Linked DNA regions of Homo sapiens: all the other regions are linked to region 2. The links are chromatin contacts, found by Hi-C or POLR2A ChIA-PET in ENCODE. All regions are on one chromosome and are shown on one strand. The core of a region is the stretch at or near the end of the contact, and the rest is flanking DNA. Distances in the headings are between cores, read along the strand shown.

Region 1 (7,158 bases), core at 1,627-4,126, 460 kb after region 2:
ATCCAGGCCTGTAGTCCCAGCTACTCTGGAGGCTGAGGTAGGAGGATTGCTTGAACCCCAAGAGATCGAGGCTGCAGTGAGTCATGATTGTGCCACTGTACTCCAACCTGAGTGACAGAGCAAGACCCTGTCTCAAAAAAAAAGAAAAAAGAAAAAAAAAGTTGTCTACATCCAACAAGCAAAAGGAATCCTTTATGATAGAAATACAAATACTGGTTACCGTTGGGAATATCAGTTGGATAGGGCACCAGGTGGCATCCAGGAGTTGCTGAGGATGTTCTATATCTGGGTGGCAGCTGCACAAGTGTCTACAGATTTTAACATTTACTGGGCTGTAACTTTGAGATCTGTCTATTTATTGTATTTATATGTCAGTTTTTTTAAGTTTTCTGGCCAGGCACGGTGGCTTATGCCTGTATGGGAGGCTGAGGCAGGAGGATCGTTTGAGATCAGGAGTTCGAGACCAGCCTGGACAACATGGTGAAACCCTGTCTCTACAAAAAAAAAAAAAAAAAAAATTAGCTGAGTGTGGTGGCACATGCCTGTAGTCCCAGTTACTTGAGAGGCTGAGATAGGAGGGTCACTTGAGCCCCAGAGATGGAGGCTGCAGTGAGCCAAGATCATGCCACTGCACTCCAGCCTGGGTGACAGAGTGAGGCCCTGTCTCAAAAAAAAAAACAAAAACGGTTGTCTTTATTTGCCATCTCCAGTTCTTCAGTCCTCACTCTCTTCTCCACACACTCTAATCAGGCTTGTCCCTCTCTACACAAAACTGCCCTTGTCAGGGTTCCCAGTGACCTATGCACTGCCGAATCCAGTGGTTTGTTCTTCACCCTCACTGCCTAGGCAGCATTCAATGCTTGCTCCCCTTGGGTCCTGAGTCCCCACATTCTCAGATTTCTCCTGGCTGTTCCTGCTCAGCTTCTTTGATAGCTCTGCTTCATATCTCCCCTACCTCCACCTCATGGAATGTCCCAGGGCACAGTCCCGATTGCTGTCTCCCTCTGACTACACTGATTTCCTCCCACCCCACCTTATCCAGGCCTATGGCCTTACATACCATCCATTCACTCACTATGCCTCCCAGATCCAAGGCTCCAGTGCTGATCTCTCTCCTGAAGTCCAGAGTCATACACCTAGCAGCTGACTCTGCAACTCCTCTTGGATGTCTAACAGGCATCTCAAGGGTTACGTGTCCATAAATGATCATTGGATTTTCCTCTCCAAACCCACTCTTCTCCAGTCTTTCCCAGATCAGTTTATGGCAATTTCATCCAACCAGCTGTTAATGCCAGAAATGTAGGAGTCATGCTTGATGCCTCTTTTCCTGCCCACATCCATGCATCAGCAAGACTTGATTTTAGTTCCAAAACATACCCCAAAGTGACCCCCTTCAGTGCACCTGCCCTGCCCAGGCCTAGGCCCTCCCCTTCGTTGCCTGGATGAGGGCAGGGACTTCCACTCTTATTGCAGAATCCTTTTCTGAAAGCAGCTGGGATTATCTAAACAAGGGCTAGCCCAGGTCATTCCTGCTCAAAGGCCCCCATTGCTCCTCATCACACCAAGAACAAAACCCACATTCTGCTCTAAGGCCGTTAGAGCCTGGTTTTGCTGACCTTTTCCCTCCTGCCACCACCACCAATCACAGACACCTGGGCCTTCTTTATGTTTGGCCCTGTCCAGCTCCTGTCCGTCGGGGTCTCTTCCCTGGCTGCTCCTTCTGCCTAGAATGTTCTTCTTCTCCTTCTTCTCCTTCTCCTTCTTCTCCTTCTCCTCCTCCTGCTTCTTCTTCCTTTCTTTTTTTTTTGAGACGGAGTCTCACTCTGTCGCCCAGGCTGGAGTGCAGTGGCGCGATCTCCGCTCACTGCAAGCTCCGCCTCCCGGGTTCACGCCATTCTCCTGCCTCAGCCTCAGGAGTAGCTGGGACTACAGGCGCCCGCCACCACGCCCGGCTAATTTTTTTTGTATTTTTAGTAGAGACGGGGTTTCACCATGTTAGCCAGGATGGTCTCGATCTCCTGACCTCGTGATCCGCCCGCCTCGGCCTCCCAAACTGCTGGGATTACAGGCGTGAGCCACCGCGCCCGGCCAGAATGCCCCTCTTCTTGATTGCATCTTGATGTCACCTCCTGTGAGACTGACTTTCCCCAAGCTAGCCCACGGCCCTCATTCCCTGGTATTTTCCTGTTGCTGGTATGTCCAGTCTGTCTGCAGCTACACTACCCTTGAGCCTAGCCTGTGTTGATAGAGCAGCCTCAGCACCGACCCTCAGTCTGCACCTGGTACCGGCAAAGGGAATGCCGACGGTCGCGCGTCGCCGCTGGACTCGCGACTAGCCAAGCACTCCCCACTAGAGGGCAGTCCCGTCTAGCTCGGTTGGGACGCGGCTGAGGCCCCGCCGGTGCGCTGCCACAAAGTCCCGCCCTCTCTTGAGTCCTCAGACGGGCTGAACCCCACTTCCATCCCGTTCAGGGAGTGCCAAGGCCAGCCTCACGAATGGGTCCCGTGGGTCAGGCCCCGAGGGTCCACAACCTCTCTGGGTCCGACCATCCGGGGTGCTCTGCCTATGTGCGGACGCAGCACGGCGCCCCGTGAGAGGGACCGCTATTTCACCATTGAACAAACGGGGAGGATGAGGCCCCCGCACGGAGGCGACCTGTCCTGCGTCACGCAGCAAACGCAGGGTCCACTCAACAGTCTGGGGGCTCGGGGGGTCCCCGTACCGGCCCCGTCCGGCTTCCAGTTATGACCCCGCCCTTCCCACCCAGAACCGCGGCGGAGTCGGGAGGGACGCCGGGCTTTAGCCCCGCCCCCTTTGGCCGCGGGGCCGGGGCGGGGCGCGGCTGCCAGATGTCGGGGCGGCGGCGGCGGGAGCTACGGAGAGCGAGGAGTCGCGCAGGCAGGCGGAGGCTGAGGGCGCCGCTGGCCGGCCCTCCCAGCCCTCTCCGCGCGGCTCCGCCGGGGTTCCAAGAGGAGCTAGTAGGTTCGGTGGGGGCCCTGGCATGGACATGCACAGCGCTCGGCTTGACAGCTTCCTTAGCCAGCTCCGCTGGGAACTGGTGAGGCTCGGGAGCGGGTGTGGTTAGTGAGGACGCGTGCGGGATGCCAGGCTGCCGCCCGGCCGGAACAACAGACGGGTGCGGGGTGGCTCCAGCGTGCCGGTCCGAGGCGGGGTGGGGGCGGCGTGGCGCATATGGCTCAGATGGCCCGCGTCGGGTTTCGGACGGTTGGGAACTGAGCTGAGCATCAGATAACAGCATCCAGCTGGCCGTGCTGCTGGAACGGCGCGGGAGGAGAGAGTGGAAGGGGGACTTCTTTGGGGGCGGGGCATGGGGCGGCAAGGGACTAACGAGGTGCTGGCGCTGCTGTGAACGCCCCCTACTTCAGGCTGGCCTATGCCTCCCTTCTCTACCCCTCACCTAGCAAGCGCTCTTTCTGTGAAAGACGCTTTGGGCTTTGGGAGCTGAATCCCCCAATAGGCACGGGATGCCCCTCCAGTCCTGGGCAGGACCTACTTCCCCGTTCAGGCCCGCAACCCTGCCTGCCTGCCCGCCCGCCCTGGTGGCGGGTGCCGACTTGCCCGGCCCTGCATGCTGCAGCCTGCCAGACTGCCACCAGGTCGGTGGATGAGAACCACACCAGCTTCGAGTGCCAGCACCCCTATGCCTGCCCTGTGCTCACTAACACCCTGCTGCCCAGGCCAGCAGGCCTATCTAACCTTCCTGGACCCTCTGTTCTCTGGGCTGGCCTGGTGACAAGTGATACCTCTCCGACTTCTGCCCTCTCTTCCCCTCAGTTGTGTGGTCGGGACACAGGCTCACCCTCAATGCCTGGTCCCCTGCAGCCAACCTCCCAAACTGGCCCAGATGTGCAGCCCAGCCACCAGCTTAGGGCCTCGGGTGCCTTGGAAGAGGACTCAGTCTGCTGTGTGGAGGAGGAGGAAGAGGAGGAGGAGGAAGCAGTGGTGACAGAAGACAGGGATGCAGCCTTGGGAGGCCCCAGGGAGCATGCCCTGGACTGGGACTCTGGCTTCTCGGAGGTGTCAGGCAGCACATGGCGAGAGGAAGAACTGCCTGTATCCCAGCGCCCAGCACCCTCAGCACAGCCCCTTCGTAGGCAGTGCCTCTCAGTCAGTGGCCTCCCCATGCCCAGCAGGGCCCCTGTAGCCAGTGTACCACCTGTCCACCATCCACGGCCCAAGTCCACCCCAGACGCCTGCCTGGAGCACTGGCAGGGACTGGAAGCAGAGGACTGGACAGCAGCCCTACTGAACAGGGGTCGCAGTCGCCAGCCCCTGGTACTAGGGGACAATTGCTTTGCTGACTTGGTGCACAACTGGATGGAGCTGCCTGAGACAGGGAGTGAAGGGGGTGACGGAGGTGGGCACCGTGCCCGTGCTCGGCCCCCTCAGTTCCTGCTTGGCCTCTCTGAGCAGCTTCGGCGCCGGCTGGCCAGGGCTCGGCGGACAGCTATGGCAGGAAAGCGGCTGTCATGCCCACCTCGCCCAGAACCTGAACTGCCTGCGGATGTCTCACGCTTTGCAGCTCTCATGAGCTGTCGTAGCCGCCAGCCCATCATCTGCAATGATGTCAGCTACCTCTGACCCTGCCCTCCAGCCTGGGACAATAAAAGCCTTTTTTCTAGACTGTCCTGGCTCCATACCCCTGAGGCACTAAGAGGCAGCCCCAGCCCTGTGAGGCACTGCCCAGGGAGACAAATCTTCTGAAGAGCTTTTTTTCTCTGTGTGAAGGTCCCTGTCATGCCCATGTCACACCCGTGTGCATTAGTGCACTGTTTTCTATCGTCCATCCTCTCTGCAATGCCTTCCTTTAACAAGCATTTATTGAGTGCCTACTGTGGGCTTACAATGCAGGGCTTGGGATCCGGGGCTCCATTGAGCTAGGTGACAGGGTGGCTGCCTTGTCACAGCTCATAGTGCAGAGGTGGGAAGGCAGTGTCCTCGTCGTCACCCTCACAGCTCAGCTCTAGCACCAACACCCGCTGCCCAGGAGCAGGTGCCTGGCCTGTCAGCTGCTGAACCAGTTCTGTCACCCTGGTAGGGGTGGGTTTAGGGGAGATTGGAGAGGTGAGCCATGGCAAGCAGAAGGCAGCCTGGCATGGACTAGAGAGGGTGCTGGCAGGCCGTCAGGAGCCCAAGCCAGGAGCAGGAGCTGCTCAAGACAGGAAACATCTGAAACTATTTTAGGAGCAGCTGATGAGGCAAGCAGGAGGCAGGAAGCTATGGGTCCCTTGGGAGTGGGCTGTGAAAGGGGGGCTGTGCAGCATGTGGGGAGCCCATGGGGCTGGCCAAATAGGCAGCTCCTGAAGACTCCTCCTCAGGCTCTCGGCCCTCACCCCACCTCCAGCCTGTTTGCTGGCTCCATTTGGGGAAAGAATGCTTGGGAAGGTGTGAGGGGCCCAGAATGGGGCTGGGAAGACAAAAGGCAGTGTGGTCCCTAGCCCCAGCCTCCAGGGACTGGTGGGGCCTGTCTAAAGCCCCAAGTGGGCTCACCTGAGGGGCAGGTGCTGGGCCTGCTTTTCAGGTGACCATCCGGCCGCATAGAGCAGGGCTGAGCCGTGCAGCAGGATCCTCACCCTCAACCCGTGCTGCTCCTAGAGGAGAAAGGTCAGACACCAGCTGGGCCGGGCTGGGCTGAGCCTGGGGGTTGGGGTAGCAACAGGGCACACCTGAAGATGAGCCAGCAGCGACTCCAGGGTCCTCTCAGGCTGCCCAGCTGGTACCTTCAGACGGTCCCAAGAGGTCCACTTCAGGTGATGGAACTGGGATGAGGTAGAGGAGGAGTCAGAGACTTCTTACCTCCCCCCAACCCCCATCCCAGTTACCAGCAGCCTTTCCTAGGGGAAGAGCTGGACTAGCAGGAAACAGGAGCCAGGGGGTGGGGGGTGGGGGGGAGGTGGGATCTGGGCCCAGAGTCTCAGCCCCCTCCCCGTCCAGGCCGGGGCCAGCACAGGAAATGGGGCTATGGGGCCCGCACAGGGAAACAGACGATCCATCACATGGGCCAGTTGTGAGAGTGGGGGATGAGGGGGTGGTGCTTCCTGAGGAAACCCAGAGCAGGGCCCCTGCAGCCTCTGATAAAGCTGCTTGTTCCTCAAAGACAAGGCTGGGAGCTGGGGGGCACATCCTGTCCCCCAATCTTGTATGTACTGCCAGTGCCTTGGGCTACTCATTGGGACACAGGGGCAAAGGGCACAGTGACCACCAGGGCCCCACTGTCCCAGAGACCCCAGCAGGGATACAATGCATAGAGGCTTCCTCCTCCTGTCCCTTCCTTCCTTCCAAGAGTCTTGGGGTTCTGGGACCTAGAGCTAAGGACAGAAGGATGGCTGGCAGGTATCTAGAGACCAGGACAGGGGGTGCTTATCAGCCCCTGAGAAAACACACTGGGGTCAAGCTGAGACTAGGCTAGAGGTGAGATGGGGGCTTCTCCTTCACCTGCTTCACTCTGTGGACAAAGGCAGCCTGTATGCTGGTTAGAGGCAGGGTGCCTCACAAAGGGGCTCTGTGTGCTAGTCCAGAGGGACCCCAGGCTGCTCAGCAGAAACCCAGTGCTGGCCCATGACCTCTGCCCTCTCCCCTCATGAGGGCATTCCTTCTACCCTCATCCTTGCCCCAAGGAAATGCCAACTGCAGAGCCTGGGCACAAGGCTGGAGGCATTCACAGCGCTGCAGTCACAGGAACACAAATGCCCACAAGCCCAGGAACACACACATGTGTGCCCACATGCATCTCCATGCATGCCCACATTGAGGACACAGGAAGATGGGAGCCCTGCACTCCCATCTGATGCACAGATGTGCAAACTTGCTCCTTCCATACCCACACTCCGGGGATGCCCAGACCCCAGTTGCACTCACAACTGTGACACAAATACACTCAGGGCTGCAGACCCCACACCTCTAGTGGCAAGCCTATTACCTTTTAACTCAGCTTGTAGGAGGTAGGCCAGGGCCCCCGTACCATGCAGGGGGAAGCTAGACTCTTTCTGGGGCTGATGCCCTGGTCCCCTCCCCACTACCTACCCCTCAGGGGTACTCCAAGGAAGGAGGGGACTGTGGGGGATGTCTGGCTCCACTAATGAGTTAAAGCTGCAGCTCCCCCAGATCCTGGGCTTTGGAGGATTGGGGGTGGGGAT
Region 2 (7,217 bases), core at 2,652-5,151:
CTGCACCTGGCCTCTTTTTTTTTTTTTTTTTTTTTTGAGACGGAGTTTTCGCTCTTGTTGCCCAAGCTGGAGTGCAGTGGTATGATCTTGGCTCACTACAACCTCCACCTCCTGGGTTCAAGCAATTCTCCTGCCTCAGCCTCCCAAGTAGCTGGGATTACAGGCATGCATCACCAGGCCCAGCTAATTTTTTTGTATTTTTAGTAGAGATGGAGTTTCACCATGTTGGCCAGGCTGGTCTCGAACTCCTGATCTCAGGTGATCCTCCTGCCTTGGCCTCCCAAAGTGCTGTGATTACATGCATGAGCTACCACACTCAGTCTAAATGGAGTCTTTTCATGGGTAAAATCATGTTTGCTAATAAACAAGTCATTAACTTCTTTTTTTTTTGAGACAGAGTTTCGCTCTTGTTACCCAGGCTGGAGTGCAATGGTGTGATCTCGGCTCTCCGCAACCTCCGCCTCCCGGGTTCAAGTGATTCTCCTGCCTCAGTCTCCCGTAGCTGGGATTACAGGTGTGTGCCACCACACCTGGCTAATTTTGTATTTTTAGTAGAGACAGGGTTTCTCCATGTTGGTCAGGACAGTCTCAAACTCCCTACCTCAGGTAATCTGCCCACCTCGGCCTCCCAAAGTGCTGTGATTACAGGCGTGAGCCACCGCACCCGGCCACAAGTCATTAATTTCATAATGATCTTTACAGAAGTCCCACTCCAGGCAGACAGTTTGGTTACACTGTTTTGCTTGACATGAACAGCACTAAACTAATGCTCTTTCTGAAAATGGGTTAGAAACACCACCCACTTCAGTTTTCCTTTAAGGACCAAAGGAGTTCCAAAAATGTACACACAAGGCCAGGCGCAGTGGCTCACACCTGTAATCCCAGCACTTTGAGAGGCCGAGGTGGATGGTCACTTGAGCTCAGGAGTTCAAGACCAGCCTGGGCAACAAACCCCATCTCTACTAAAATTACAAAAATTAGCTGAGCGTGGTGGCACATGCCTGTAGTCCCAGCTGCTCGGGAGGCTGAGGCACAAGAATCACTTGCACCCGGAAGACAGAAGTTGCAGTGAGCTGAGATCATGCCATTGCACTCTAGCCTGGGTGACAGGAATAAAACCCTGTCAAAAAAAAAAAAGTACATAACATGCGTGTACATATATAAATATACACATACACATGTACATATAATAGTGCCTATTGTTCATCTTGTCAAAAAGCATTAATTTGTGCTTCATATTCAACTTACCACTTTTTTACTTAAATGTAAGCAAATGTGGTATTTTATTTACCTATTTATTTCCTTAGAGAGAGGGTCACCCAGGCTAGAGTGCAGTGGCACAATCATAGCTCTCTGTAGCCTCAAACTCCTGGGCTCAAGTGATCCTCCTGCCTCAGCCTCTGAGTAGCTGTGACTATAGGCACATACCACCATGCCTGGCTAATTTATTTTTTTATTTTTATTTTGTAGAGGCTAGCTCTTGCTATGTTGCCCAGGCTGGTCTTGAACTCCTGGCCTCAAGTGATCCTCCTGCCTCAGCTTCCCAAAGTGCTGGGATTACAGGCATGAGCCACTGCACCAGACCTGTTTATATTTTTAAAGTATCACTGTGCTGGCCGGGAGCGGTGGCTCACGCCTGTAATCCCAGCACTTTGGGAGGCTGAGTCAGGTGGATCACGAGGTCAGGAGATCGAGACCATCCTGGCCAACATGGTGAAACCCTGTCTCTACTAAAAATACAAACATTAGCGGGGCATGGTGGTGCATGCCTATAATCCCAGCTACTCGGGAGGCTGAAGCAGGAGAATCGCTTGAACCCGGGAGGCAGAGATTGCAGTGAGCCGAGATCGCGCCACTGCACTCCAGCCTGGTGATGCAGCGAGACTTCGTCTCAAAAAAAAAAAAAAAAAAAAAAAAAAAAAGTATCTCTATGCTGTTTTACAATTAAAACAATCTCTGTGGAGCAACAAAGCATCAACAATTATATTGGTGCATCCTTAAAATTTTATAACCAACAAATGTGAGAGGAGGTCAGGCAGCTTCCCAGAGGTCACAAGGATCCATAAACACATCCATCTCTAAAATGCTATTTTTCTTCCAAATCCCTTGAGCAATACCTTCCATACAATTTTACTGTATGATTTTAGTCTATCTTAAACTTCCTCTACTTCTGCTGAGTATTCTTTATGAACCCTATAGAGGTTAACTTAAAAAGTACCTCTGCTAGGCCGGGCGCAGTAGCTTCCGCCTGTAATCCCAGCACTTTGGGAGGCCACAGCGGGCGATCACCTGAGATCTGGAATTCGAGACCAGCCTGACCAAAATGGAGAAACCCCGTCTCTACTAAAAATACAAAAAAAATTAGCCGGCCGTGGTGGCGCATGCCTGTAATCCTAGCTACTGGGGAGGCTGAGGCAGGAGAATCGCTTGAACATGGGAGGGGGAGGTTGCCGTGACCCGAGATCGCGCCATTGCCCTCCAGCATGGGCAACAAGAGCGAAATTCCTTCTCAAAAAAAAAAAAAAAAAGAAAAGAAAAGAAAAGAAAACACAAAAAAAGTACCTCTGTTTACCCTGCCTTTCACAAACTGGTTAGCTCAAGGTGAATACATAAGCTGTTATCTGTACTCCTCCTAACCCCAATTTTTCTATTCTCCTGCTCAATTCCTCGGCAGATCATCACCACAATGATTTCTTAAAGATAGGTAACACTCGGGCCGAGCACGGTGGCTCCCACCTGTAATCCCAGCACTTTGGGAGGCCGAGGCGGGTGGATCATAAGGTCAAGAGTTTGAGACCAGCCTACCCAACATGGTGAAACCCGGTCTCTACTAAAAATACAAAAAATTAGCTGGGTGTGGTGGCGTGAGCCTGTAATCCCAGCTACTCGGGAGGCTGAGGCAGGAGAATCGCTTGAACCCGGGAGGCGGAGGTTGCCGTGAGCCAAGATCACGCCACTGCACTCCAGCTTGGGCAACAAGAGTGAAACTCCATCTCAAAACAAAACAAAACAAACAAGATGGGTAACAATCATACTCGATGCAAAGTCTAGCCTTAGTTTTTCTACTCCTACACAATTACACCACCCAGGAATCTCTCCAGTAGTACAAAGTATTGTCCCCTCTACTAAACAATCTATTAAGATGCCTAATAACTCAGCCTGGGTCTTCTAAATTCTGGACCCTTCATCTTCTATCTAGCTCCAGGACCTAGGCTATCCTCCTCTCCCACTCCAAGACACTGCTGCCGCAAATATTTTTGACACTTGCTACCAAAATAATCGGGGTTCTCAGACATTTGTTCAGCTTCTGACCTTGACATCTGTTGGCAGTTTACAAGTTACAAAGTATCTACTTCTGATTTTCCCCTCAACCCACTGAGGTCGGTGAGCCAAATATTGCTATCCTGGTTTTAACAGTGAGGAATCCAGGTCTGTGACACCTTCGCCCAAGGTCACACGGCGAGTCCTCATGGTAAAGGGCTCTCCCCACCCTTAGGGTCCCCACCAACCTTCCCCTTCTCCACATCCCTCCTCCTGGCCCCCGCCGGGCCCGCCCCCTAGGGCTCCAAATGAACTGAGACGACACTCAGGCCCCGCCTGCGCTTTCCCAGAGCTGATCCTGGAGTTATTCTCCTGAGGGGCAGGTGTCAGGCTACTCTTCCAGGGTCACTACATACCATCCCCGCCCAGCCCCTACTCTAGCCGAGAAAAAGGAGGCCCCTTTTTCTCGGCCCCTGGTTCTGCATAGAGGAAGAGCGAGCCGGGAGCTCACCACTGCGCCCCGCGTTGGAGTGTGGTCCTCATTAAGGGTCCAAGCTCGGACTTCTGAGTCTCCGCATCCGGTCGCTCACGGCAGCCTCCACCTTCCGCCATCTCCTCCGCGGCCCCGGCCCAGCCGGCCCGGACATCCGCCCCGCGCGCGGCGTGCTATAGACCGCGCCCACGCACGCACGCTCGCGTGCCCGCCCCTGCCCCACCTCGAGCCGCGGCCTTCGGCTCCTGCAGCCGCTGTCTTTTCTCCCCTCCGCTCTCGCGCCACCTAGCTCACCGGCGAACAGTGGAGCGGAAAGGCACACGCGAGAGGGGTGGGCGGGGAGCAGCAGCTGCTACTTCCTCCCGCCCTGCCGCCCGCTACGCGGCCTTCGGGCGCCCCTTCCTCTGCTCAGGATGGCGCTACACTTCGAAGCTCTGTTCAGCCCGCCGATCTCAGGGAGTTAGGCAGCAAGCCCACGACCCATCGGGCACCCCAGCCTGGCCTTCGAGGTTATCGTGGTCCTAAATAAATGCAGGCCAGGTGCGAGAAGCCCGGTAGTTAGGTCTGCTCATTCTCACCCCTGCAATTCCGCTTTCAGCTGGAGGCCTTAGGCGAGTCAGCTGCCCAAACGTGGGATCGGGGCTCCTGCTCCAGCGGCCCTACAGGGATTTCGGGAAGTACCATGTGCACCAGCGCCTTGGGACCAAGACTCAATGGTGTGTTGTAGTCATTAACAGTCGCCTTAAACAGTCGACGCCAGAGCCACCTGGCCCACCGCAGAATTCCGTCAGCTCTTCATACTGAGCTACTTGCCAAGCAGCCACAGAGGGGCGATAGCAACAGGGGAAGGAGAGGTACTCCACATTAGTTACCCAGGCGTGTACTTAGTTCCTGGAACAAGATACAACGTCCTGAACACTATGTTTTCCAGTCGCCCCGCTCACACACACAACCCTCCTCTTGGAGGGAGAAGTAAACCCAGAGGAAAGAGGAAGTCAGGCAGTTGGTCTAGATGCGTCTCCATACACTTGTCTAACAGTCCTTGTCCTCAGAGAAAAATAAGACCTAGTTCCTGCCCTCATAGAATCTAGTAGAAAAGAAGAGATGTTACAGAAATAACCTCAATGCCTAGCAGTATGTGGTAAGTGCCATTAAAGTGTGTGAACCAGGCCGGGCGCGGTGGTTCAAGCCTGTCGTCCCAGCACTTTGGGAGGCTGAGGCGGAAGGATAGGTTCAGCCCAGGAGTTAGAGACCAACCTCGGCAACATAGCGAAATCCCGTCTCTACAAAAAAATACAAAAAATAGCCGGGCAGTGGCTCGCGTCTGTGGTCCCAGGTACTTGGGAGGCTGAGGTAGGAAGATCCCTTGAGCCCAGGAGGTCGAGGTTGCAGTGAGTCGAGATGGCGCCACTGCACTTGAGACTGGACGGCAAAGTGAGACCCTGTCTCAAAAAAAAAAAAATAAATACAAATAAAGGGTGTGAACCGGCCGGGCGCGGTGGCTCACACCTGTAATCCCAGCACTTTGGGAGGCCGAGGCAGGAGGATCACCTGAGGTCGGGCATTCGAGACCAGCCTGACCAACGTGGAGACCGAAATGTCTTAAAAAAAAAAAAAAAAAAAGACCGGGCGTCCGGCGCGGTGGTTCATGTTTGTAATCCTAGGACTTTGGGAGGCCGAGGCGGGCAGATCACGAGGTTAGGAGTTCGAGACCAGCGTGGCTAATATGGTGAAACCCCTTCTCTACTAAAAATACAAAAAAAAAAAAAAAAATTAGCCGTTAGTGGTGGCCCACACCTAGTCTCAGCTACTCGGGAGGCTAAGGCAGAAGAATCGCTTGAACCTGGGAGGCAGAGGTTGCAGTGAGCCGAGATTGCGCCACTGCACTCCAGCCTGGGCAACAGAGCAAGACCCCCTCTAAAAAAAAAAGGGGGTGTGAACCAAAGGCTGTAGAACGCCAGGCACAACCCCTGCTCTCATAGGAAGCCTTTGACTTGAGTAACATTTGAGTGTGGTATTGAAAAAAAATGCTGGCAGAATAAAGATGAGGATGCATGTTACAGGAGGGGAGACTCAAGGGACCAGAAGATAATTTCTGGAAAAGGCAGGACAGGATCAGAGAGTGGGGATTAGGCCAGTTGAGGCGGGCACTACAACGCTACAACAGCCTAAGGGGATCTAAAGCTAGAAAGGAGGCCAGACAGACCATATATCCTGCCTTAAAAGGCAGGCAGGCATTATAGGAAGTTTTGAAGCAGAGACAAAATGGCTGAGGGTGCTTCACGCCCACGGTGGTGTAACTCAGACACAGAACCATTAGGAACCTCTCACTATGGAGGTGGCTGTGAGGGAGAAGAGGAGAAACAGAGAAGCCATGTCTATTTTATTTTATTATTCTTATTTTTCTACCTATTCCTGTTGAAAAGATGAGCTATGTTTTGTGTCGGGGGTGAAGGAAGGGGAACTGGCCCAGTGAAAATACGGTAGGTCATTTGAACAGATTTACTATTTTTATGTTGGGTTTGGCCAATTGAAATTAATTTGCACTCCCTGGGTCATCCATCACACACCATCTGATAAGAAAGGCCTCTTGGCAATTGGGTAGATAGTAGGAGAAAGTAAATATGGAATTAAAACTGCCTTAAATAACCACATAGTAATTAATCCCCTGTAGATAAGAGTTACCACCACCACATGATGATTCTACATCTGCAGAGCCAACCCTAACAAGTCCCCTTCTATGAAAGTTCTTTGAAACTCGTTTTTGTTTTGTTTTGTTTTGTTGTTTTTTCTGAGATGGAGTCTTGCTGGGTCCCCCAGGCTGGAGTGCAGTGGGGCAATCTCAGCTCACTGCAACCTCTGCCTCCCTGGATCAAGCGATTCTCCTGCCTCAGCCTCCTGAGTAGCTAGAATTACAGGTGTGCGCCACCACGCCTGGCTAATTTTTGTATTTTTAGTAGAGATGGGGTTTCACCATGTTGGGCAGGCTGGTCTCAAACTCCTGACCTCATGATCCACTGGCCTCAGCCTCCCAAAGTGCTGGGATTAAAGGTGTGAGGCACCGTGCCCGGCTGAAACTCTTAAAAATGTTATCAAAAAAGAAACACTACCTTTAGTCCTGTTATTTATGGAAAAAGAAAGTTGAGGCCAGGCGTGGTGGCTCACGCCTGTAATCCCAGCACTTTGGCTTTGGAAAGCCAAGGCAGGCGGATCGCCTGAGGTCAGGAGTTCGAGACCAGCCTGGCCAATGTGGTGAAACCCTGTCTCTACTAAAAATGCAAAAATTAATTGGGCATGGTGGCGAGCACCTGTAATCCCAGCTACTCAGGAGGCTAAGGTAGGAGAATCACTTGAAACTGGGAGATGGAGGTAGCAGTGAGTCAAGATCGCACTACTGCACTCCAGGCTGGGTGACAGAGAGAGACTCTGTCTCAAAAAAAAAAAAAAGTTGGTTACTGACATC
Region 3 (7,242 bases), core at 4,257-6,756, 380 kb after region 2:
AGTATCTGGGTTGGGCGAGTCCTGGGCAAGGCAGGCGGGGGCGCTTACCTCCTACCCATGGGTTCTTTCAGACTCTCCACTTCTTCCAGCCCCTCTCTGGTTCCCCCATTGGGTCCCAGACTCCCTACGTGTCCCCTGGGGTTTCCACTTTCCCTGCTTCCTTCCAGCCCAAGGATACTCGGGATGGGACTCCCCCTCCCCAGCCTTGCCCACAGTCTTACCTACATGTGCCCTTTGGGCCTGGATGCTCTATGTGGGTCATGGTGAGAGGCGGCACCATGTTCCTGGCCTGCTACAGCTCATGCAGACTGAATACTCTGTCCCTTGCCCTTTAAGCTAGCTCCCTGACCTCCAGCCTTGTCCCAGCACCATGTCCTTCTGCTTCTTTTTTGCTATCTGCTGGTGGCAGACCCTGGCCTTGGCTTAGGCCTTGGACACCTGAGTCCACTGGGAGCACAGATTGGAGGTTGGCCAGGTCCCCAGAGGGTATTCACGAGAGTTCCTGGAGGAAGGGACATTTAGTTGGGAGCAGAGGCTGTGCCCTCTCTCCAGGGTCCAGCAAGGACTTTCCCCTAGGCCTGGCCCTTGCAGAGTGCCAGGTGTGCCACACACTGTCCTCACCCTTCATGGTGGCTCTTCTTGGCTCATGTAGTCTGTTTCTGCCCTTGTGGGCAGTGTTTTGGTCCAAAGGGTGTCCCCAGAGAGGCTGAGTGTCTTCTGCTAAGTCACACAGCAAGTCCTTGCCAATTGCCGTGGTCCTGCGTCCAGGGCGGAACTGAGCTGCAAGTGGAGAGCGGCAGTGGGGCCAGGCCTGTCCTGCTGCTGCGGGAACTATTGATTTGTATCAAGCTGGTGGGGAGGTGCGCCAGGCCCGTTGCAGCTGAGGGCTCCGGTTACTGCTGCCTGCCAGCCCAGACTTGGTGCCCACCACCTCGGCCATATGCCAAGGCCAGGCCAAGGGCAGCAGAGGACAGTAGAGGACAGCAGGTTTGCAGCAGGGCTTAGAGTAGGCTCTTGGAGGAGCTGGCCTTGGTGCCGGTGGGGAAGCATCTAAGCCGCCCTGTTTAGGTCTGACCCTATCTGAAGGGTGTGCGACCCAGAACTTGCTGAGGGTCAGGCTGTGGCTGTGTGGCTGCTCTGGACCTGGAGTGGATGGTGTGGTGTCAGGGCTGGACACAGCTGCAGCCTGGGGCTTGCCTAGTAGAAGGAGGGGACAGATTCTGTCCCAACTAACTCCAAGGCAGCTGTCCTCTGTCCCCTGCTTTCATGACCTGAGCATTCCTAGGGAGCCATCTTTCTGTCCTTATACCAAAGCCTCAATGGGCGAGGACAGAGGCAAACAGGCAGAGGCCACTGCAGTGGAGTCCCTGATGATGCCGCCTCCTGTCCCCCTGCAGAGCCCTGCCCTTCCACCCTGCTGCAGCAGCACATGGCGGACCTCCTACAGCAGGGTCCTGATGTGGCACCCAGCTTCCTCAACAGCGTCCTCAATCAGCTCAACTGGGCCTTCTCTGAATTCATTGGCATGATCCAAGAGGTGGGCTGTGGTGGGGCCTCGTGGGTTAGGGTGGTGCAAGGGATGAGGCCTGGTCCTGGGCTAGAGCCAGGTGCTGACCACTGCATGCCCACGTGTTGGTGGCTCAGATCCAGCAGGCTGCTGAGCGCCTGGAGCGGAACTTTGTGGACAGCCGGCAGCTCAAGGTATGTGCCACCTGCTTTGACCTCTCGGTCAGCCTGCTGCGTGTCTTGGAGATGACTATCACACTGGTGCCTGAGATATTCCTTGACTGGACCCGGCCTACCTCTGAGATGCTGCTGCGGCGTCTTGCACAGGTGTGGCCATCTGGGCAACAAGGGTGGGACCCTGGGGATGCCCCATTGATGACGCTCCCCATCCACCAATGGACTCCTGCTCCCCTCACAGCTGCTAAACCAGGTGCTGAACCGGGTGACAGCTGAGAGGAACCTGTTTGATCGTGTGGTCACCCTACGGCTGCCTGGTGAGGACCTAGATGCCCTGCACCCCAACACACTACAGGCCTCGGTTCCTCTGCTAGGAACAGTGAGGCCTGATTCCACATTCTGCCCCCGGACAGCCAGACTTGGTGCTCTGCAGTCTCGGCTCACCCTTCTGTAGAGAGGGCAGTGGGCAGGCCTGGAGCCCTTGAAGCAGGAGCATGTGGGTGGCTCATCTCTTTCCTCCCCTTCCCCTCAGGCCTAGAGAGCGTGGACCACTATCCCATTCTGGTGGCAGTGACGGGCATCCTGGTGCAGCTCCTGGTGCGTGGCCCAGCCTCAGAGTGAGTGTTGGGGACCGTGGGCCCCTGTGGGAGTTGGGTGTGTCTGGTGAGGAGGGGCTGGACAGGGCCTCCTGGTACTTCAGTTTCCTCATCTGGAAAATGGACCTCAGCATCAGGTTTTGAGGCAGAGGGAAGGTGGTGAGGTGTGAACGGCCTAAATAGGGGGCAGACGGAGCTGCTCTAAGTAGGAGAATCTGGGACCCCAGCAGGACAGGTGGCCCTGGCCCACAGAGCCACTGGCTTGTGGCCATGCCTCAGGCCAGGCATGGGAGGCAGGACTCCGGAGGGTGTGCCGTCCTGTGGTGGACAGGGCCAGGCCGCCAGGAGAGCTGAACACACGGAGGACCGCCATTGTCTGCAAAGGCTCTAGCAATAAGCATGTGCTACCTTTATTAAACTCTGGAGCAGCGAGGTCCAGGATGGCCATGGGGGCCCCCAGCTCGGCCCCCACACATGAAGGGCTCCCAGACCCCCCTTCCCTGCCCCCCTGCAGTGGGAGCAGTGAGATGCATATGAAGCCAGGGTACCGCCTCAGCCATTAGGCTGAGACCAGTGCCAGCCCTTAAGAGGCTCCTGCTCTCGAGGGACGTGGAGTTCCGGCTCGGCCCTCCCAGCTCGGCCATGCTCGCCAGGCTTTTCGGGCTTTTTACTGCTGAAAAGCAGGGGTGCAGGCCATGATCCCCTTCACTGTGTCTTGTGAGCCCACAGAATGGGCTCTGCCTTCAGAACAACGGGTGGATGCCCCAGGCCAGAGAGAGCAGGGCCTCTGGCTGGGGCTTAGGCCAGACCACCAGGAACCTCTTGAGGAGCCTTTCCTGCCTGGTGCCTGCCCACCGGACTCTGCGTGAAGTTGTGAAGCTTTCAGGAGGTTGGGTGTTGGTGGATGGAGGGAGTCCCATTTCACCAGAGGGCGGGCTTGTTTCCTCTTTCTGTCCTGGGGTGTGGGCGAGATCTTCCTTCAGAGCCGCCTTCTTTTCCCTGTGGGCCCACTCCCTCCCACCCCCTTGGGAAGGGGAGGTGGCCCTGCGTCAGCTCTTGAGCACCACTCCTCGAGAGCTGTCTCAGCCCCTGAGGGTGGACGGGAGGCTCTGCTACAGGGGTTCTTCCACAGGCTGTAGAAGAACACAGCCACTTCCACAGCTGTGCTGTGTTGAAAGCCACAGGGGCCTGGGTCTCTCAGCCTCACAGGGCATTTGGGCACTAGGAAGTCCGCGGGAAAGCAGGAACTAGCACACCTTGCAGGGCCTGGGGCCTTTGGGTCCTGTGCAGGGGCAGAGCAGAAGGCAGGTTGGGGACCACAACCCCTGTCTCTACCAGTGAGCGAGAAGGCCCATTGTGTTTCGAGGCCCATACAGGAAGCTGGGGGGCCAGGCACAGTGCTTCCCACCAGTATCTGCCAGTTCTCTGGACCGAAGCAGGGAGCAGGGCGAGCAGCAAGAGGGTGGGGGCCTGGGTGGGGGAGCCCTGGGCAGTCTAGGTTGTCATGGGACCCTCGGAGCCTATGGAGCTGGCGGACTCAGAGCCAGCCTTCAGCTGCAGGCCTCCAGGGTTGTAGAGATCGAATTCCTCAGCTACTGCCAGCTGCACGCGGCCATTGAGGCCCCTCCGGCCTGGCTCCAGAAAGACTACGTGCTTGTGGACGCTGGCCTTGCGGCTGGGTGCGTCTGGCGGTGTGGTGCTGAGTACTGAGGACTGTGCGCTCAGCTCTTGGAGCGGGCTGGGTGTTTGGGGCCAGCGGCGGCAGCGGCAGGCACGGCGGCAGCAGCGGCAGGGTGGGGCGAACAGGTAGAGCAGCACGAGCACAAGGCCCACGGCACAGCCCAGCAGTGTGGTGAAGCCTGTGTTGAAAGCCTCGGGCTCTGGGCGCGGAAAGTGCACGCTCACGTTGTACTCGTGCGTCTGGTTGTGGTGCAGGCGGGGCCCAGTGGCCAGGCACACGAAGAGTCCCGCATGCTGCTCCTGTACGTTGCCTATGGCCAAGCTGCCGTCGGCCAGCACCGCGATGCTGCCATCGCGGGATCCTGGCGCCCTGAGAAGCTCCTGCTGCGGCGAAACCCAGGCAATGCGCATGGCCGGGACGCTGGTGTTGCAGTAAAGCCTCAGGGACCGACCCACCAGCGCGTACAGGTGCTCTTCCGGCCGCTCTAGGCCAAGAGCTGGGGCCGACGAGCAGTTCTCAAAGACGCGGCTGTGCTGGAAGAAGCGCACGCGGGACGCGGGTACCTTGAAGGCCAAGCATACGTACTCGCGCGCAAAGTCGCGCACGGCGCTCAGGCCCCGCTGGTGCCAGCGCTGTAGCAGGTGGTAGAGGCGGCAGTCGCAAGGCAAAGGGTTGTTGTGCAAGTAGAGGCCGTTCTTGAGGAAGGCCGGCAGCGCGGCCAGCTCAGGTACGGAGATGTGTCCCAGCCGGTTGGAGGAGAGGTCCAGAGTAAGCAGGTGGGTGGCGCTCAGACCGTGCAGGTGGTCGAAGGAGAACGAGGCGAGTTCGTTGCAGCCCAGGTAGAGATGGCTGAGCGCGCGCAGGCCGTGGAAGGCATGCTCGTCCAAGTGCACCAAGCGGTTATTGAACAGAAGCAGCTTCTCCAGCGCCCCCAGCCCGTCGAGGTCGTGGCGGCCAAGCGCCCGCAACGTGTTAGATGATAGATCGAGCAGCCTCAGGCCGCTGGCGTTGACGAAGACGCCGCGACCCAGCGCATCTAGTTCGTTGTGGTCTAGGTGCAGGGCGCGCAGCTGGAAGAGGGGCGCCAACCAGCCGGGGCGCAGGCGCTGGAGCGCGTTGTGGCTCAGGTCGAGGTCCGCAGTAGCGGCAGGTAACTCGGCTGGCACGTCCTGCAGCCCTAGGCCAGTGCAGCTTAGCAGGTCGGCAGCGCAGATACATTTGTAGGGGCAGTTGTGGAGCGCACGGGGCGGGAAACCCTCGGAGTCCGGGGTGCCTAACCCAACGCGCAGCATGCAGAGCAGTGTCCCCAGCAGCACCAACCAGGTCATGGCGGCGACCACCAGGGACAGTACAGAGCAGCTCTGTGCAGGTTGCAGTTCCAGGACTCACCCTCTTCTGCTCTAGTGCGACATGGGTGGCACCGGATGGCCCTTGCCGAGGAGGCACGGCGGGTTCTTGCCAGCCGACGGCCCCTACTCTCCGGTTCCCAGGTTGTGAGGCGGTGCGGCACTCTTAGCCGCGCTCCCTTCGGCTTCGCTAGCCCTCTCCAAGCGAGTTCCTGATCGGCTCCTAAATACTCCCCCCAGGGGCGGGGCCCGGGCTCCTATTGGTTCCCGTTTGAGGAGGCGGGGCGGCTACATCCCTTTGTGCCCAATGGCCCCGCATGACCGCCAGATGGGGAGCAAGGCCAACCCCAAAGTCCCCGTCAGCCTTTGGCTGGCAGCTCTCCGCCGCTCGTTTTTCCTCGGGGAGTAAAAGGGGGAGTCTGGAAGAATGTCTCCAAGCTGCTGTTAGTGTTTATTTGAAGTGACTTTGAAGGACTGATAATATTATGGGGCAGGCAGACTCTCACTATCTTAAGGTGGTTCGCCTGAGCCTTCTTAAAGTGGTACCCCAGGCCGGGCGCGGTGGCTCACGCCTGTAATCCCAGCACTTTGGGAAGCCAAGGCAGGTGGATCACCTGAGGTCAGGAATTCGAGACCAGCCTGGCCAACCTGGTGAAACCCTGTCTCTACTAAAAATACAACAATTAGCCGGGCGTGGTGGTGGGCGTCTGCAATTCCAGCTACTCGGGAGGCTAAAGCAGGAGAATCACTTGAACCCGGGAGGTGGAGGTTGCAGTGAGCCGAGATCGTGCCATCGCACTCCAGCCTGGGCAACAGAGCGAGACTCGTCTCAAGAAAAAAAAAAAAAAAACAGGCTGTGTGGCACCTTACTAGAATACAGGACTTGGGGTTTGGGAAGCAGGGAGACGGAAAGGATGCAGGGGGGGTGATCATGTACGAGCCATGGCACTCCTCATTGGCAATCCCAAGAGAGACTTTTAGCCAGGCCCCAAGCCTTCTGACTGCCCTTGCACCCTCCCCTACCTAGGAGAGAGCAAGCCACATCAGTGCTCCTGGCAGATCCCTGCTTCCAGCTACGCTCAATATGCTATCTCCTGGGACAGCCAGAGCCCCCAGCACCTGGCACTGCTCTGCCAGCCCCTGACCGGAAGCGCTTCTCCCTGCAGAGCTGTGAGTGGGCTGGTGGGGCAGGTCAGGGAAATCTGGGGCTGGGTCGGGTCAGGAGCCTTAAGAACAGCAAAGTCCTAGGCTGGGAATATTCAAGAGGCATCACATCCTCAGCTACCTCTGACTTGACACTACCTACCACTCCCCAGATGCGGATTATATCAGTGCCGATGAGCTGGCCCAAGTGGAACAGATGCTGGCGCACCTGACCTCTGCATCTGCCCAGGCAGCAGCTGCCTCCCTGGTGAGTGGGAACACGGTGCACAGGTCCATGCCACTTGAATATGTGTGCACTCCTACACAGGCACAACGGACATCCACATAGCCAGGCATCCAACTCCAGCCCACCCTTCACTCTCCTCCCTGCAGCCCACCAGTGAGGAGGACCTCTGCCCCATCTGCTATGCCCACCCCATCTCTGCTGTGTTCCAGCCCTGTGGCCACAAGTCCTGCAAGTAAGTGGGCCCCACAGCTTGGTGGTGGGGAGAGCAGTAGGTACATGCAGGGCAGTCCTCATCCCCTCCCCTGTTGTAGAGCCTGTATCAACCAGCACCTGATGAACAACAAGGACTGCTTCTTCTGCAAAACCACCATCGTGTCTGTAGAGGACTGGGAGAAGGGAGCCAATACGAGTACTACCTCCTCAGCTGCCTAGCCCTCACAGCCTGTGCCATCCTGGAACCTCCACCTTTGAACCCAGAGCCAGGCTGGGCCCTATTTATGAGCTCCCTTTGCCCTTCTCCTGTATCCCACACCACCACATCCAACC
Region 4 (7,507 bases), core at 3,669-6,168, 450 kb after region 2:
AAACCATTTGGTTAGTGGGGATTAGGATAAACCCTGAGGAGGTAGCCTGGAGCCAGCTGGACTATATCACCTTAAATGCCACATTAGGACATCAGATCTCATCCCATAAGCCTGTAGCAGTTCCTGATTTCAGTGCAGGATCTCCGTAGTCTGTACAGTGTGAAAAACTCCTGAAATTGGCCAGGCAAGGTGACTCACATTCATAATCCAGCACTTTGGGAGGCCGAGGTGGGAGGATCACTCAAACCCAGGAGTTAGAGACCAGCCTGGGCAACAAACAAGACATCATGTCCATTAAAAAAAAAAATTAAAATTAAAAATTAGCTGAGCACAGTTGTGCCCACCTGTAGTTCCAGCTACTCTGGAGGCTGAGGCAGGAGAATCACCTGAGCCCAGGAATTCGAGGCTGCAGTGAGCTATGATCATGCCACTGCACTCCAGCTGGGCAACAGAGTAAGACCTGTCTCAAAAAAAAATTAAGTAAATAAAAATACTAAAGTTTACAGATAAATTATGCAAAGATAAAGAACAGTGGATGGAAAGTCTGCTTTTTCTTTTTTTTTTTGAGACGGAGTCTAGCTCTGTCGCCCAGGCTGGAGTGCAGTGGCGCAATCTCGGCTCACTGCAACCTCCACCTCCCAGGTTCAAGTGATTCTCCTGCCTCAGCCTCCTGAGTAGCTGGGATTACAGGTGCACGCCACCACACCTGGCTAATCTTTGTATTTTTAGTAGAGACGGTTTTTCACCATGTTGGTCAGGCTGGTATGGAACTCCTGACCTCGTGACCCGCCCACCTTGGCCTCCCACAGTGCTGGGATTACAGGCTTGAGCCACCGCGCCCGGCCTGGAGGGTCTACTATTATAACAACAGTCTGACACATTTGCACTTAAAAATGCCCATCACAAGCCAGGCACAGTGGCTCATGCCTGCACTTTAGGAACCCGAGGCAGGAGGATCATTTGCACCCACGAGTTTGAGACTAGCCTGAGCAACATAGTGAGACCCCCATCTCTACAAAAAAATTAAGACAAAGAAAATTAGCCAGGCATGGTGGCGCATGTGTGTAGTCCTAGCTACTTTGGAAGCTGAGGCAAGAAGATCACTTGAGCCCAGGAGTTGGAGGCTGCAGTGAGCTACAATTGTGTCACTACACTCCAGCCTAGGAGGTTTTTAAGAGACTGTCTCTTAAAAAAGGCCAGGCGTGGCCAGGTGTGGTGGCTCACACCTGTAATCCCAGCACTTTGGGAGGCCAAGGTGGGTGGATCACTTGAGGTCAGGAGTTTGAGACCAGCCTGGCCAACATGGCAAAACCCCGGCTCTACTAAAAAAAAAAAAAAAAAAAAAAATTAGCCAGGCGTGCTGGCGCACTCCTGTAGTCCCAGCTACTCGGGAGGCTGAGGCAGGAGTATCACTTGAACCCAGGAGGCGGAAGTTGCAGTGAGACAAGATCATGCCACTGCATTCCAGCCTGGGCGACAGAGTGAGACTCTGTCTCAAAAAAAAAAAAAGGCCAGGCATGGTGGCTCATGCCTGTAATCCTAGCATTTTGGGAGGCCAAGACAGGAGGATCACTTGAGACTAGGAGTTCAAGCCCAGTCTGGGCAACTGAGACCCCATCTCTACATAAGTAATTTTTAAAAATGCAAATGACAGCCAGTGTGGTGTCTCACCCCTGTAATCCCAGGCCAAGGCTGAGGCAGGTGGATCACCTGTCAGGAGTGACCAGCCTGGCCAACATGGTGAAACCCTGTCTCAGAAAAAAAAAAAAAGCAGGGGCTTGGGACAATTTTGAAAAGCTAATATTTTTGCTGGGTGCAGTAGCTCTCGCCTGTAATCCCAGCACTTTGGGAGGCCGAGGTAGACGGATCATGAGGTCAGGAGATCGAGACCATCCTGGCTAACACGGTGAAACCCCGTCTCTCCTAAAAATACAAAAAAATTGGCCGGGCATGGTGGCAGGTGCCTATAGTCCCAGCTATTTGGGAAGCTGAGGCAGGAGAATGGCGTGAACCCAGGAGGTGGAGCTTGCAGTAAGCCAAGACCATGCCACTGCACTCCAGCCAGCGCAACCGAGCGAGATTCCGTCTCAAAAAAAAAAAAAAAGAAAGAAAGAAAAGCTAATATTTTAATATCCCCCTCCTTTCAAGAACTGCCCAAGGAACTGGTCTTACCAAGATTATAATGAACTAAAGATTCAAAAAATGGCCCTGAAGGACAATGAAATAAATAACTAAAGACTACTCAACTTCTCCCTTGCCTCACAAGTGCAGTATAAACTCAGTCGAACAGCAACAAGCTGCCAGCGTCCTCTGGGTTCAGCACCTGCTTTCCTAAAGGATCTCCTGACCAAGGAGCTGGTTTCTTTCAAAATTATTATTTTATTTATTATTTATTTATTTATTTATTTTTGGAGACTGAGTCTCACTCTGTCACCCAGGCTGGAGTGCAGTGGCGCGATCTCAGCTCACTGCAACCTCCGCTTTCCGGGTTCAGGTGATTCTCCTGCCTCAGCCTCCATGCACCACCACGCCCAGCTAATTTTTGTATTTTTAGTAGACATGGGATTTTGCCATTTTGGATAGGCTAATCTCTTAACTACTGACCTCAGGTGATCCGCCCGCCTCAGCCTCCCAAAGTGCTGGGATTACAGACATGAGCTACCGCACCTGGCCTCTTTCAAAATTATACATTCAGAGGTGACAAGATCCTGATAGAAGTGCACAAAGTAGGCTAGGCGCGTGACCAGGCACAGTGGCTCACGCCTGTAATCCCAGCACTTTGGGAGGCCAAGGCAGGCGGATCAGGAGGTCAGGAGTTCGAGATCAGCCTGAACAACATGGTGAAACCAGGTCTCTACTAAAAATACAGAAATTAGCCGGGCATGGTGGCACGCACCTGTAATCCCAGCTACTTGGGAGGCTGGGGCAGGAGACTTGCTTGAACCCAGGAGGCAGAGGTTGCAGTCAGCTGAGATTGTGCCATTGCACTCCAGCCTGGGTGAGAGAACGAGACTTCGTCTCAGAAAAAAAAAAAAAAAGTAGGCTTGGCGCGGTGGCTCATGCCTGTAATCCCAACAATTTGGGAGGCGGAGGCGGGTTGATCATGAGGTCAGGAGTTCGAGACCAGTCTGGCCAACATAGTGAAACCCCGTCTCTACTAAAAATACAAAAATTAGCCAGGTGTGGTGGCACGTGCCTGTAGTCCCAGCTACTCGGGAGGCTGAGGCAGGAAAATTGCTTGAACCAGGGAGTCAGAGGTTGCAGTGAGCCGAGATGGCACCACTGTACTCCAGCCTGGCAACGGAGCAAGACTCCATCTCAAAAAAACAAAACAAAACAAAACAAAACAAAAAGTGCACAAAGTATTGTCGCTTGACTTCTTAGTCATCTCATGCAGGCATATTCTATGACCACATACAAGAAGACTGTACAAAGAACCAAAGAGGCCACAGGTCAAGAGAAATGTGTTTTGGAGCAATGAGAACTCTTCCTAGACCTGCACACTCTACTGAGGATCTCCAACTTGCCCAAATTCACAGGAAAGGGGCTTGAAGGTGTTTTCACTGAGCAAGATAATTTTAGTACTGTTAAAAGTTAATTTGCGCCGGGCATAGTGGCTCACACTTGTAACCCCAGCACTTTGGGAGGCCAAGGGGGGTGGATCACGAGGTCAGGAGTTCGAGACCAGCCTGGCCAACATGGTGAAACCCCGTCTCTATTAAAAATACAAAAATTAGCCGGGCATGGTGGCGCGTGTCTGTAGTCCTACCTACTCGGGAGGCTGAGGCAGGATAATCGCTTGAACCCGGGAGGTGGAGGCTGTGGTGAGCCGAGATCGCGCCACTGCACTCCGGCCTGGGCAACAGAGCGAGAGACTCTGTCTCAAAAGAAAAAAAAGAAAAAAAACAGTTAATTTGCCAGTTCCATATCATCCACAACAAAAACAAGTTTCTTTTTCCGATTCTAAGACACTCCTACGTTTCCTTTGTCTCCTATGGCGAGCATCCCTTTAGGAGATAAAATCAAGTCATCACCATAATACTCACTTTCTCCTAAAGCAAAAAGAGGAAGACATTACCACTCTCCAAAAAGTGGTGGTGAAGAACCAAAGAAATTATGTTCCAAAATAAAACTCAGCCATTATGGACATTTAACCAGGTTCTTTGCGAGGAAAACGGTGAGCTTCGAGGTACACGTGAGGTTCCGAACGGGTCTCAGGAAGCAGCAGCCAGGCAGAGGGTCCCCCTTGCCATAATCATAGGGCCGTGACACCGGCCTGCCTGGCTCGCGGGGGCTTTGGCTTGCTTCGTCTAGTCTTAGCATCCAGCGTCCTGAAAATCACTCGCAGGAACGCTATCTAAGAAAGAGGTAAGTCTATTTCTCAGCCAGGAGCAACATAACTCCCAGGAGAGCATCAGGGTGGCACCGGACACACTTTAGCGCTCCGGATCAGCGGAGTCCAGAGCTTCGGTCAGAGAAGCTGGTTTCCCGCTACTAGCCGGCCAACCCTCAGGCACTGGCGCTCTCCGTCCTCCACACCGGCTGTCCCCCCGGCTTCGGTGCCAGCATCTGGGAGGCTCGGCGGGCGGCCGGTCAGGACGCTCGAGCGATGTTCCAGTGATGGCCCCACCGGAGCCCCGACCCCACACGCGCCCACTCCAACCCCGCGCCCGCCACCGCCCTCCCCGCGGGCGTCAGGCCGGTCTATCGGCCCGGCTCCTGTCACTCACCTGCCCGGCCCGGGCACCGAGCGCCCACGGCTCCCTACGGGAGCTGGGCCCCCCGGGCCTCCAGGTTTCGGCCCGCCCCCTGGCAGGCAGCACAGGTGGCTGAGCACCGCTACAGCGGCCTCTCACCGGCCGCTTGGTCCAGCTCCCGGCGCTGCCCACTGGGTACGGATCAACAACAAGATGGCGGCTAGCCGAGGGGGCGGGGGCCGGGCGTCATAGTAACCAGGACTGCAAAGAACCCGCCCCCGAGGGGGTGCTATCCCCAATCAACAGTCTTTTTGCTCGTCGCCAGGGGAAGTGCTTCCTGCTGACAGGTCAGCTCACGTGTCAGTCAGAGTCTGCCTCTCAGGGCCTCTGCCGAAAGCGTGGGGCACGTGACTGTGACGGCATGGGTTGGCGCATGCGCTTCGTTCCCGGAGTGGCTGGCGGCGGAGTTTTCGCTGGCTACTACGAGGCCGGAGCGCCCTTGGCCTCTCTGCGTCCCTGGCCCTCGTGCGGTACCGGCGGCGTCTTGTCATACACTTGCGCACACACAGGGAATCTCAGCGGTGTGCTATTCGTTTTTTTGTCCCCCACTCTGGGAGAAGGGGGGTGCAGCCCCCAGTTCACTCTGGAGAGGAAACTGAGGCTCAGAGAGGGGAGGCCGAGCCAAGGTCACGCCACCTCTAGAAATGGAGGTGCTGGGTCTCGCACCTCCTCCTGCTGGTTTCAGAGTGTGAGGAGCCTCTATCCCAGCTTCCCACGCTTTGTCCCTTACTAGCCTCGAGGTACCGCAGTCTGTGCTGCCACAGCAGCCTCTGGCTCATTGCCCATGCTTTCCTGCCTGAGGTTTAGAGCCTAGCACAAGTCCTGACACACAGCGGGCACTCCCTTTTCTCTTCCCTAGAGCATCTTGTCTTGAGATCCTGTGACAGCATCTTTTGCCCTGGACTGTCATGACCGGCCTCCCAAGCAGACTAATGGTCCCAGGAAGATGGTCACACCTTGCTCCCCATACAGAACACCTAACTCTGGGCTTGGCTTCAGGCTTAGAACAACAGATGAAGTTACGTGGCCTGGGCCCACACCCAAATGCCCCAACTAGCTAACTCTGACTTTTGAGCCTTAGCCTCTCTTTAGCTTTGGTTGTCCCATCTGTAAAATGAAGATAAAAGTGGAGCTTCTCAGAGGAAGATTTAATGAGCCCTCAGAGCAGGGGAAGAACTCAGGAAAAATCTGCCTACAACCACTTCCTGGAACAACCTGCTTCCAAGTTGCTGTTCCTGAGGCGTGCCTTAAAACACTAACTTTGGTGGAAGCCCCATGAAGCGTTTTTGTTTTGCTTTGTTTTGTTCCCACAGAAGGCTTTCAGCTTCTTCCTGGCCCTGGGATACCATAACTGGTTCAGAAGGGGAGGTCCTCCTAGCTAGGCGCAGTGGCTCATGCCTGTAATCCAGCACTTTGGGAGGCCAAAGAAGGTGGATCACTTGAGGTCAGAGGTTCGAGACCAGCCTGGCCAAAATGGTGAAACCCTGTCCCTACTAAAAATACAAAAATTAGCTGGACGTGATGGCAGGTGCCTGTAATCCCAGCTACTCAGGAGGTTGAGGCAGGAGGATCACTTGAACCTGGGAGGCAGAGGTTCAGTGAGCTGAGATCACGCCACCACACTCTAGCCTGGGTGACAGAGCAAAATTCTGTCTCAAAAAAAAAAAAGGGAGGTTCTCCAGTACCCTGAGGGGGTTCAGGCCCACAGACTCAACAGACGAGTAAAGACTGTGATAACTTGGATTTACCACAGTAAGGTCCTCTTGGAGAGCTGGCAGAAGCCTGAGACCTGATGTCAGGTTGGGCATGGAGAGTGGGCCAACACTGCATCCAGCAAGACCTGCCCACCAGCAGATTGCTGCAGGCCACTTGGCTACATGCAATAGCTCAGGTCAACACAGGGAGATGTGAGAGCAGAGGAACCAGAAGAAACAGATCAGGAAGAAAAGCCAACAACCCTCAAAAGGGGGATTCTGCTAATCCTCCAGGACCAGCCATGCCACAGGATTCTCAAGTCTGCATCACCCCTCACCGCAGTGCAAAAGCTCCAGATCCTTCCCAAGAAAACCTCCACATACAGTTGGCAAATTGCCCTGAAGTTTGATGGGACCCTCAAAAAGCAACAGTGGTATAACTACTGTGGATAACAGTTCGGAGGTTCCTCAGAAAACTAAAAATACAGCTACCACATGATCCAGCAATCCCACTGCTGGGTATGTACCCAAAGGAAAGGAAATCAGTATATCAAAAAGATATCTGCACTTCCATGTTTGCTGCAGTGCCATTCACAATAGCCAAGATTTGGAAGCAACCTAAGTGTCCATCAACAGGTGAATGGATAAAGAAAATATGGTACATATGGGCCGGGTGCGGTGGCTCACGCCTGTAATCCCAGCACTTTGGGAGGCCGAGGCGGGCGGATCATGAGGTCAGGAGATGGAGACCATCCTGGCTAACACGGTGAAACCCCATCTCTACTAAAAATACAAAAAATTAGCCGGGCGTGGTGGCAAGCGCCTGTAGTCCCAGCTACTCAGGAGGCTGAGGCAGGAGAATGGCGTGAACCCAGAAGGCGGAACTTGCAGTGAGCCGAGATCACGCCACTGTGCTCCAGCCTGGGCAACAGAGCGAGACTCCATCTCAAAAAAAAAAAAAAGAAAAGAAAATATGGTACATATGCAGAATGGAATATTATTCAGCCATTAAAAAGAATGAGATTGTGAGATTGGCTGGTGCGGAGGCTCATGCCT

What was found. Hi-C counts contacts between places; a loop is a spot of excess contacts on that map. ChIA-PET counts read pairs that join two places held with the same protein, here RNA polymerase II (POLR2A). Pooled maps may share reads with other maps.
Region 1: a loop to region 2 is called in a pooled map, with 5 times the contacts of the local background. The contact joins the promoter of INKA1 here to the promoter of USP4 in region 2. A Hi-C loop is called at or near these places in 5 of 50 pooled maps. POLR2A ChIA-PET finds 5 or more read pairs at or near these places in 2 of 52 experiments (H1 and endothelial cell of umbilical vein).
Region 3: a pooled map shows a loop between it and region 2 (5-fold over the local background). The contact joins the promoter of AMIGO3 here to the promoter of USP4 in region 2. A Hi-C loop is called at or near these places in 6 of 50 pooled maps. POLR2A ChIA-PET finds 5 or more read pairs at or near these places in 6 of 52 experiments (CD4-positive, alpha-beta memory T cell, GM10248, GM12878 and 3 more).
Region 4: a map of naive thymus-derived CD4-positive, alpha-beta T cell shows a loop between it and region 2 (5-fold over the local background). The contact joins the promoter of IP6K1 here to the promoter of USP4 in region 2. A Hi-C loop is called at or near these places in 1 of 168 maps with a recorded cell type or tissue (naive thymus-derived CD4-positive, alpha-beta T cell) and 8 of 50 pooled maps. POLR2A ChIA-PET finds 5 or more read pairs at or near these places in 2 of 52 experiments (H1 and activated T-cell).

The regions. Positions count from the first base shown.
Region 1 is chr3:49,800,385-49,807,542 of GRCh38, forward strand. INKA1 (inka box actin regulator 1) reads left to right here and starts at 2,877. Exons shown (of 2, transcript NM_203370.2): 1 at 2,877-3,059; 2 at 3,797-4,646. The coding sequence starts at 3,009. The coding sequence ends at 4,603. It overlaps UBA7 (ubiquitin like modifier activating enzyme 7), which reads right to left. Exons shown (of 24, transcript NM_003335.3): 22 at 5,689-5,781; 23 at 5,513-5,613; 24 at 4,825-5,053. The coding sequence ends at 4,924. MIR5193 (microRNA 5193) reads right to left here and starts at 5,861; the gene lies at 5,753-5,861. It also overlaps a transcript of CDHR4 not described here. RefSeq lists silencers at 2,274-2,323, 2,714-3,153 and enhancers at 5,832-6,126, 6,113-6,392, 7,022-7,158, 7,123-7,158.
Region 2 is chr3:49,336,152-49,343,368 of GRCh38, forward strand. It overlaps USP4 (ubiquitin specific peptidase 4), which reads right to left and starts at 3,902. Exons shown (of 22, transcript NM_003363.4): 1 at 3,773-3,902. The coding sequence starts at 3,873. RefSeq lists a silencer at 3,843-4,032 and enhancers at 4,073-4,572, 4,203-4,372, 4,463-4,522.
Region 3 is chr3:49,714,178-49,721,419 of GRCh38, forward strand. AMIGO3 (adhesion molecule with Ig like domain 3) reads right to left here and starts at 5,507. Exons shown (of 1, transcript NM_198722.3): 1 at 2,652-5,507. The coding sequence starts at 5,288. The coding sequence ends at 3,774. RNF123 (ring finger protein 123) reads left to right here. Exons shown (of 39, transcript NM_022064.5): 32 at 1,398-1,537; 33 at 1,645-1,833; 34 at 1,925-2,000; 35 at 2,216-2,300; 36 at 6,334-6,476; 37 at 6,623-6,717; 38 at 6,843-6,928; 39 at 7,008-7,242. The coding sequence ends at 7,128. GMPPB (GDP-mannose pyrophosphorylase B) reads right to left here. Exons shown (of 9, transcript NM_021971.4): 9 at 5,739-7,242. RefSeq lists enhancers at 2,927-3,427, 4,473-5,280, 4,762-4,871, 5,642-5,871 and a silencer at 6,866-7,043.
Region 4 is chr3:49,781,624-49,789,130 of GRCh38, forward strand. It overlaps IP6K1 (inositol hexakisphosphate kinase 1), which reads right to left and starts at 4,919. Exons shown (of 6, transcript NM_153273.4): 1 at 4,731-4,919. RefSeq lists silencers at 4,533-4,882, 5,618-5,782, 6,563-6,772 and enhancers at 4,597-5,286, 5,373-5,442.